Linked DNA regions of Mus musculus: region 2 is linked to region 1. A link is a loop called in an ENCODE intact Hi-C map of the cell type or tissue named here. Cell type or tissue: left cerebral cortex. All regions are shown on one strand.

The links. A loop is a pair of places that touch in the nucleus more often than their neighbours do. Peaks named below come from ENCODE experiments on the same cell type or tissue, not always from the same donor. Only the 100,000 strongest peaks of a DNase experiment are listed, where the experiment ranks them.
Region 2: a loop joins it to region 1, with 10 times the contacts of the local background. A loop is called at or near these places in 2 of 42 quality-filtered maps.

What each region holds. Positions count from the first base shown.
Region 1 is chr17:86,298,651-86,303,650 of GRCm38, forward strand. All of the region lies in intron 1 of Prkce (protein kinase C, epsilon), which reads left to right. Among named protein-coding and RNA genes, the nearest start is that of 2010106C02Rik, 14 kb to the left of the region's middle. In left cerebral cortex, no CTCF peak of the experiment used is centred here; DNase peaks (open chromatin) are centred at 2,795, 3,486 and 3,810; H3K4me3 peaks cover 541 bases; H3K27ac peaks cover 1,332 bases.
Region 2 is chr17:86,213,514-86,218,513 of GRCm38, forward strand. All of the region lies in intron 1 of Prkce (protein kinase C, epsilon), which reads left to right. Among named protein-coding and RNA genes, the nearest start is that of Gm52296, 27 kb to the right of the region's middle. In left cerebral cortex, a CTCF peak has its summit at 2,472 (motif pointing left); DNase peaks (open chromatin) are centred at 959, 1,390, 4,161, 4,758 and 1 more place; H3K27ac peaks cover 1,847 bases.

The DNA of each region.
Region 1 (5,000 bases):
TCACAACGATTGTCCTGCTCTCAATATCTGTCGTCCATGTCAGGGTAACGTTTTGCTTGCCCTCAAGGACCCAAGGCTCTACTTGAGAAGGAGACAGATTAAAAGAAAAGAAAAAAACGGAGCTCCGTGTGTGAATGTGAAGCATAAATTTGGTTTAGAGGAGTAGGGAGTTTCTGCGCGTAGGGTCCAGGAGAGGGAAATTGTAGGACTGGAGTAGGAGCGGAGAGCAAGCTCTGTGGAGGGACCATGGTCCATGGAGGAGGGGAGCACAGCCAGTCTGAGCAAGGCAAAAGGAAGGGTCGTCGGGTCACAAAGGACTATTGGTCTCGATTTCCTGCAGAGGAGATTAAATGATAATCAGATTAATTGGGATTTAGTGGGAGGCAAATCAGTAAATCAGCATCCCACTGGAATTTTCTGTGCTAACCCAGCTTCCCAATGTGAAAGACAGTCCAATGGACTGAATGCATGGGGATGCCCCCACCCCCCGCAGCTCCTATGTCTGCATCCTTGGCCTCCGGTTGGTTGAAGAAGTGTTTGGGGAGGACTAGTAGGTGTGACCTCCTTGAGAATGTGTGTCACTGGGGATGGAGTTGGAGGTTTTCAAAGAATCTTAGCATCCCCAGTCTGACATCCTGCTGACAGACAAAGAGGTGAGCTCTCAGCTTTGCTGCCCCTGTGTCTTTCTTTGCTCCGTCATCATGGACTCCTCCCTTTGAAACCATACGCCCAATTAAATGCTTTCTCTTATAAGTTGCCTTGGTCATGACGTCTCATCCCAGCAATAGGACAGGGTTCTAGGACAGGTAGGGTCTCTGTATGATGTATTCCTGGCTTGCCTGAAACTCACAGAGGCCCACTTGCCTCTGCCTCGAGTGGGATTAAAAGCATGTGCCACCATACCTGGCTACTTAGAAATAATACCTTCCCATTGTAAAACTTCAAATACCAAAGTATTACATGATCAGAATTTTGACTTAGCAATGAAAAAGAAAAAAAAAACCAAAAAACAAAAAACAAAATAAACAACCTTCTGTGAGCCAAATCTGAAGTTCAAAAGAAGATCAAATCTAGTGGGTGTGGCTAGAAATCAAAGCAGTCAAAGCACCTGTGCTCTCCACTGGGAGACCACGTGTGTTCTATGGAGAAAGTGGCCTGGAGGCTGAGACAGTGATAACGCTCCTTGTGTTTACGGTTCACTGTGGAGCCTTACATAGGTGCAAACATTTGCCACACTCAAAGGGCTGTGTGTTTAGGTTTGGGGTATTGTACTACATATAATGTGCCTCAAAAATGAGATTCTTTCTCCCTCTATTTCTTTTGTTTTCATTCAATCTTCTGATAACATCAGGGAGAAACACGCAACTTGGGGCTTCAGCACCATTAACCTTTAACACTCACTAATCTCCCTTTTTAAACAAAAGGAGACAGCCTCACAATAATATTGTTTTGGTTTTATTGTAGCAAAAAAATATTTATGGCTAGTAATACTAGTTTCCCCAGGTAGTAACACATTTTTTTTTTAATTAACACTATGTAGCCAAGCATGGAGGTGCACACCTTTCATCCCAACAGAGGCAGAGGGGCAGAGAGGTAGAGGAGAGACAGAGAGGCAGAGGGTCAGAGGAGCAGAGGGGCAGAGGGGCAGAGGGGCAGAGGGGCAGAGGGGCAGAGGGTTGGCAGAGGGGCAGAGGGTTGGCAGAGGGGCAGAGGGGCAGAAGCAGATGGATCACTCTGATTCAAAGTCAGTTTGATCTACATAGTAAGTTCTAGGGCCAGCTAAGACTTTATTGTTTATTGCCTCAAAAACATAAAACAACAACAAAAATTAACACTCCCTAAGAAAGAAGAACAGTAAGCTGAAAGTATATGCTGTCCAAGATTTGAGAAAGCTGACAGGGTAGGAAACACTTGGGGGGAGGCAGGGTGGGACCGACAGGGGTGGGTTTTACAGGGAAACAGAAAACAAAACTAATCCTGTCATTTAAAATTGTGTGGACATTATGTGTAGCTCTTAGTTTGATTTCCCAAACTAATGAGGATGGTTGCTCTCAGAGTCGGGGCATTAAGTGATAGGATCAGGTCCAGGGGATCTGTGGTGGGGAGCTGGGGAGATCTGTGGTGGCCCAGAGAGCACTCAGTCCATCCTAGGAAGTGCAGCAGATGTGTGGTTCCTCCAGGAAGCCACGCTCTGACCTCTGCCTTCCGTGCAGCAGCGGACAGCTGGAAAGCAGTGCCCGGTGCCTGCTGGAGCGAAGTAGAGACAAAGGATCTGGAGGCTGCCTTGAAGCCTCTCCCTTACCCACCAACAGTGACCCAACACCTTCTAGGGATCTACTGGCAGCAGGAAGCAGCCAAGCCTCCTTGTGTCTCTTGAGGAACACTCATCTTACAGCCCTGCGAGGCATAGAGGGATGGTTAGTTATCTCCTGGTTGCCAGGCAGCACCTGTGCCTTGCACAGACACATCCTGAGATCTTTGCATGGCGTTCGTTAGCAATGTCGTGGGGACCTTGAGTTCCGTCTTCTGCTGTTTTCTATATGTCCTGTGCTTTCCCCCCCCCCCCTTGCGGTCTGGGTTCCTGTGCATGGTGCCGTGTTCTCCAGCATTTCCTGTTATGCCTAGCTTGGACACCCAGGAGAACGTGTCCCTGGACTCCAGGAGGAGTTACAGTAATGAGACAGTTCAAGCGGCAGTTGCTATTTAGCAGCCTCCTCCACGGGGTTCCAAGAAAACTGTGACATCAGTGAAGTTTATATTCTCTACCCCGACTTCCGTTTCTGGGCCCTCCCACTCCTTTTCTGGTGTCTGCTCTCAGCCATTTTATCTTTAGGCTCCATCTGCACACTGCCTAGCTCGCTGCAACCAGACAAGCAGTCCTGACGCAGCCGGGTCCCATTTCTGAGGTGCGGGGACAGGCGTCAGCCCTGAGGTTCTGTTGGGAGACCGGCTGCTCTGTGTGTGAGAAGGTAGAGCAAGGCGATGAGTGGCTAAGGTTGTTATGATACAGCAGCAGCCAACCTTCCTGGGCATTTGCCACAGAGTCTATCCTGTGGATGCCGATCCTCTCAATAATGTCTATAGGAGCCATTATTTTTAATTAATTGTGATTGACTTAGCTAGCGAGCGAGTTTGCAGAACTGTGTTGAGGATTGGACCATGTGCATGCTCGGCGAATACGTTGTCTCTGAATTACAGCTGCAACCCAAGGTAGCCGCTGTCAATAGCCCTGTTTTGTTTTTGTTTTTTACTTTACATGTGCCTTATTACATGAATTGACAGTCTTTGGAAATGCACAGCCAAAGAAGAGAAGTCACTGTTATACTAAGCTTGACGGAGAGCATATAGTCCTGTAGAAACCTCAGTGCGCAATGGTCCCATTTTACAGATGGGGAGACTGCACAGTATAGCTTGTGTAAAACCATACAGAACTAGGTCAGCCTCGTTCCAAAACCTACTGTGTGCTGTAAAGCTAGGATTTCTCACCCTCTCCCAGTGAGTCACCGGAGGCTTTGGTTCAAGTTCAGATTTCCAACGGAATGGAGCAGCTCACACTGTAATCCCAGACTCAGGAGCTGCTAGCTCCTCTCCTCCCCCCAGAGTCCAGATTCCGTAGGTGAACCACCCGACTGGATGACCCATAGGTTTGGAAACTGCACACAGAGTAGAGACCAAGGGACATTTTTCTGCTGGTGACTGTAGGAACAGCTACAGTAGGCCCTATAAAACCGAAGTACTGTTCTCCAAGCTGGGAGAAACCAGGCTTCTATGAAGGCCCCGCTGGGGAGCACTGAGCCTCTGCCATGAGCTCATGAGCTTGGACCACAGCCCGGGTTTCAGAACTTAGCCTAATGCAGCTCTGGGCACGCTCGGTAATTGCACCTAGTGTGGTGCTTGGATGGACTTAGAGAGCAGAGTGACCAGCAAAATCAAAACATAGTGAGAGGCAGAGCGGGGAAGAGAACGAGAGCAAGCAGACGTCAGCCAGGGACTCTAGGCCAGGCGAAAGCAACGGGCAAGGTTGGCTACATGGTGGAACAGAGCCTTTTGGGCCCCAGGGGAAGTTGAGCGTGAGCTGTAGGGCCAAGTGGTCTCCTACTCAGGGGCTCATGGATTTACAGGAGGGGCAGGTAACAAGAGAGATACCCACGAGCACACTCTTCAAACTCAGATTAGCTATGCAGTTGAATGAGGTGTAGTAACCAGGATGTCTCAGCATTGCAGTGGTGACACCCGGTCGGTTGGTCGGTCCGTCGGTCGGGGGAGGAGGATGTGAGACACATAAGGAAATCTTCAGGATGTGCGGAAAACACACACACACGTGGTCCTGCCTCTGACTTGGAATCTCCAATCCACTAGTAGGGCCCGTGGTATTTTTAGCTCTGTTATCAGGGCACAGAGGAGGTTTTCAAGGGTTGTAGGATGTATCTATTCAAGTATTCTATGTGACCCAATGGCTGCTCACTGTAACATTTTTTTGTCCCACCAAAGTACAATGAGAGGAAATGGGGCTGCCGGAAATGGCCACTTCATCAGGGCCTCTGTTGTGGCCCTAGCCCCCCCCAGGATTACCGGGGTCCTGACCATTGTGAGCAGCCTTGAGTAACCCTCTGCTGTGGCTGCTTGTTTTCATCTTGTGCCGGGGGACCGTCGAGAGACACAGGGAACTTTTGGAAGTTAATTGTCACTGTGCCCCAGTGCCTTCAACAGACATTTTCGAAGATGGTGCCTCTCTGGCCAAGCAGCTGCCAGCATGATCTCATGGTCCTGATGGTGGTGTTGGCGGTAGAATGGAGAACGTGGTGCCTTCGTTCTCAAGAGACCCAAGGCCTGTACCTTGAGGAGAGGCCTGAGGCCAATACCTCCTTTGCAAAGGAAACAGAACAAGCGCTCATCCAAGTCCCTCTGACTCCCACACACGGCCTCTCAGCTCACATTAGTGACCAAGGAAAGGCCTAGAGTGGCGTTTCTGAAAGGCTTGTAGATGCACCTCTGACAGG
Region 2 (5,000 bases), 85 kb before region 1:
GCTGACCATGTTCAAGTGGAAGGCCCCAATCCAAGAACATACCCAAACCAAATTAGACTTGAGGCATTTAAGGAAAAAAAATCAAAATTAAGAGGACGTAAAGTTGGATGGTTAGAGAAAGGGGCCTGTGGATCTGGGAGGAGTGAATTGTGTGTGTGTGTGTGTGTGTGTGTGTGTGTGTGTGTGTGTGTGTGCTCTAAACATATTGTGTGAAGAACTAATTAAAAATGAGAGGATACGACAGGGCCATCCAGGATAGTAGGGATACAACCAGGCTAGCCAGGTTAGCGAGGAGTTGTTTGTTCTGGTGATCAGGGGTTGAGGAATCTATGACCAGGTGAGGTGCCTGAATTGCTTAGAGGTTTGCCTATCAGGCTTGATGGTGAGGGTTTTGTTTTTCTTGATAGTGAAAAGGAGCTACTGAACGTGACAGGATAGGCATGAAGGATCAGCCTTTCCAGACCTTCAGTGTGCCTGTGGAGTGCTTAAGCAAGGTACTTTGGCCAAGTCCCCTACCTTTTTGGAACTCACAGAAGAGATGAAGATCCCTTTTCTGCTTTGTCCACCTGGGAAAGTCAGGGGACTTCCCCATAAGCTTCATTCTTCATGCTTGTCAAAGTCAGATCCTCAGGAAACCTAAACATTTCTCAGCCATCTCTCTCTCTCTCCCTCTCCCTCTCCCTCTCCCTCTCCCCCTCCCCCTCCCTCTCCCTCTCCCTCCCTCCCTCCCTCCCTCCCTCCCTCCCTCCCTCCCTCCCTCCTCTCTCTGCAACTGTGTCCTCCTGCTGTTAGCCTCAAAGGATCTTGGTAATGTTCCCTTTTGCATTTCTCTCTGTTGCTACAATGACTGTACAGAAGCCCTCTCCACCCCCAGAGAAGACCCAGTCTTATACCGCAGCTTCAGTGCTGCCTACGTTCAGTCTTCCTTCCCATCCCTGCGGGGAGATGGTGTCTTTCTCGAAGCAAACACACCACAGCTTCACGGAACAACTGCCCACCAAGGAGCTCCGAAAGAGACCGTGAGATAACAATAGAACATGTGCCACGCTTGTGGGCTGCAGGGCTCACAGGGAAGAGGTGGGGAGCAAAGAAAAGAAACAGATTTTAATGTCAGGCTGACAAGAGTTTATTATACACATCAGCGGTTAAAATAATTACCTTTTTAAAAAAATGATAAAAAAGGCTTTCTGGGGCCCTGTTAAATACCAGCCGCAGCTCTTTCACACGGCATTTGCTGGGGCCCTGACAGAGATACCTCGTTTTTTCCAAATCCCCATGAAGGTTTTGGCAGGAAGCTGTGGCGGCACACGCCTTTCTCCTTGCCCTTTTACGGAGTTTCTGTCGAGGCTCTCTATGCCTTTGCTTGGATTTCTCCATTTTGCGTCTTCATTTTGGTATCCTCCTTCCCTCAGGGCTGCCGCGGTGGTGGGCGAAGAACCTAGTCGGCAGGCATCATCTTTTCATTTGCTTTGAAACATTTAGGCCTTTCTGAATAAGCAGAAGACATGACAGCAGTCTGTGGGGGCGAGCGGGGCCCTGAGAACCTGAGTCTCAGTTTTTCATCCAGCGAGAAAGTTCTCAGGGCAAGCAGAGGAGTCCGCTTTCCAGATTGTTCTGGGCAGTGAAGTCTGGCCACCATGTGGCTCCTGACAGTGTTAGGATAATACTGGAGGACATTCTCCGAGACTACTAGGATAGTACTCAGAACAATTAGAATCATATAATATTTTAACAAGATCAATAATAATCAGAATATTAGGATATCACATCCTAATATTAGAATTTTGGATACTCCAGCTCTAATGGCCTAATATGGCAGTTGAGGACCAGGAGGTAAATGTTTAGACTCTAGAGTCCACATATGACTCTGGGATCTCCACATAGAGCTCTCATTCTTTTCCTGGGTGTGATATTCTTTCTCTCTCTCCCTCTCTCCCTCTCCAGACTACAGGTCACCCAACCATGGTGTCATTCCTCAGTCACCATCCATCATTCTTGGTGTCAGGGACAAGGTGTCTCCCTGGAACCCGGAGCTCTAAATTTGGCATGGGATGTCTGGACAGCACACCCCCAAAGGTTTCCCAGCCTGTGCCTCTCCAGCAGTAGGGATATGAGCATGGACTACCCCACCCACCTTTCCGCATGAGACCAAAGTGAGGTCCTTATGCTTGTGAGGCACACATTTTACCACCAAGCTATCCTTCCAGCACCTATCCCACTTCTTTCTTGTTTCCAAAGTGAAAGCCAATTTCTTCATGACCACTCTTCCTTTAATGGATGCAGCGATAATGGAGATTATCTATCCCTGAGGTTGAATTTATTCCGATATCAGGAGTGGATGTTACTGATCAAGAAGTTGCCAATAAAACGGGCCACCCTGATGTATGTGGCTGTGATAGATTGCATCACTGGTAATGTACTGGAAGGTGCACTACCTGTGTGTACCTGCCTCGGTAAGGAGGAGACCGCCCCCTGCTGGCCTTACCAAGCTTGCCCTCTCGGCTGCCCAGGCCTGTTTGCTCTTGTTCTGGGTTGGGGGGTGGGGGGAGCACTAAAGAGCCCTCAGGCAGCCCTGTACTATCTGCCTCTTGAAATGATATTTTTGACTCTGTAGGGTTCTTGACTAAAATGTGGGTTGAAAACTATCGTACCAAAATTATTATTAATTATTATTAGTCAAAACCAGAGTAAAAGATGGCAACTGGAAGAAGCAAGAAAAAAAGGAGTGGGGGGCAGAGTCAGCCGGTGCTCTTCACTCCCTGTGGACTGGTTGGCACTAGAAAGGCTGTGGCACTGCTTCTTTCTCTAGCACGCCGGTTCTCAAAATGTGGGGCACAACCCCCAAAAGACCACTGGAAAACACAGATTTTATTTTTACATTACAGTTCATAACAGTAGCAAAATGACAGTTATGAGGTTGCAACAAAAATGATTTTGTGGGTGGGAGTGGGACACAGAGTTGAGGTATCAGGAAGGTTGAGACCGGCTGCTCTGAAGGGCTGGTGACCTTGCTCGTAGGGCGGTTTCCTTTCAGACGCCATTTTACTTGGATGTCCTAGGACCTCCCTACCTCCATCCTCAGAGCTCACTGGTAGGACTGTTTCCAATCCCTTCCCTGGAGCTGCCTCTTCCAGGAATGAATCATTTGAGTGGTCCCATGACCACCCCAGTTCTCAGCAAGTCTTTGCTGCTGAATCAGCACCTAGATGTCCCTGTAGGGAATTGGAATTTGTCCCCTGATCCTTCAGTTGTATATAGGTTGAGTATTTCTCTTCCAAAATTTTAGGACCCAGAAATGTTTCAGCTGTTAGATTGGGATCTCTGTGAGGACTCTCTACAAGGTTAAATATTCCTAATTAAAAACCCCAGACCCTGAAATATTCTGAGTTATGCAAGTTAAAAAAAATGGATTTCAGAGCATTTTGGATATTTGGAGTAGGAATTCTCAACCCACATACATTTTCTTTTTCTTTTCTTTTTCTTTCTTTTTTCTTTTGTTTTCTTTTCTTTTGTTTTCTTTTCTTTTCTTTTCTCTTCCTTCCCTTTCTTTCTTTCTTTCTTTCTTTCTTTCTTTCTTTCTTTCTTTCTTTCTTTCTTTCTTTCTTTCTCTTTTTGTTTTGTTTTGTTTTGTTTTGTTTTTGTTGTTGTTGGTTTTTTTGAGACAGGGTTTCTCTGTGTAGCCCTGGCTGTCCTGGAACTCACTTTGTAGACCAGGCTGGCCTCGAACTCAGAAATCTGCCTGCCTCTGCCTCCCAAGTGCTGGGTTCTTTTCTTTTCTTTCCTTTTCCTTTTCCTTTTCCTTTTTTCCTTTTCCTTTTCCTTTTCCTTTTTTCCTTTTCCTTTCCTTTCCTTTCCTTTCCTTTCCTTTCCTTTCCTTTCCTTTCTTTTTTCTTTTCTCTTCTTTTTACATCAAGAGAAATTGAGCATCTTAAACTTGTGTGCATATCAGTGCCAGGCAGAGTGAATGGAAAGTAGCCATCTGACAGGAGAGAGAGGGGGAGAGGGAGAGAGGGCAGTTTCCATTGAGTTCCTGAGCCTATATCATCTCCCTGTAGACTTCTTTTCAATTTCCAGGCAGCTATGGCTGGAGCAGACATCATTTGGTGCTGGCTTTCTTCTCCACAAATGCTCCGTTGGGCGACACATTCACGTGTGACGCTTGGCTGCACGTCAGGAAACCCATGCTCATTTTGTGGGCAAGCTTCTGGAAAAGTGGCTAAACTGGGCTGTGTGTGTGTGACATACAGCTATGAATTTATACAAAAGTACCCAGATAAGGAGAGGGGATATGTGAGAGAGGGCTTGGAGGGAGGGAAGAGATGGGAGAAATGCTGTAATTAAAATACAATCTAGGAAAAAAAAAAAGACTCAGGTCCCAGATTAGGTGAATTTGGTTGTATTGTTTTCTTCCAGAATCTGGTCACACTTAAGAGTTTTATTTTGGCAAAATCAACAGTCTGACTTGATATAAAATATAAATCTCCAGTTGGGTGAATGAGCAAACAAAAGCCGGGTGTTGGGTGGAGGGTGGCATGCCTGTAACCAGAGGGGATGCTCCTCCCTGGGGGATGGAGTTGGGTGGCAGGCTTGAGTTTGCCCAACAGCTCCTCTAATGATGCGGGTAAACAGCAAGCAGATGGACTTCCCAGATATGTGAGATCCAGCAGCGACAGTGTTCGTCGGGGGGGCGGTAGAGGGAGGAATAGGAAGAGAGAAAGGAAGAGGGGGGAGAGGACCGTGGGAGGAGAGCAGGTATCAAGCAAGAAGCTACAGGAGTGAGCTTCATGTTTTGAATCCAGATCCCCAGCTCCAGGTAACGACCACAAATACATTGTAGGAACCCACATGGACACGCAGCCAGGCTGAGACTACCCTGAGGGTGGCCAAGCACCAGGCCTAGTGTGAGCAGAGCCTGACTTTCCCCTGGGTTTGGTTGTGTGTCTAGGTGTGGGTGGAGCAGGCACAGGCAGTGAGGGCACAGAATGGCTGGCTGTGGTGGA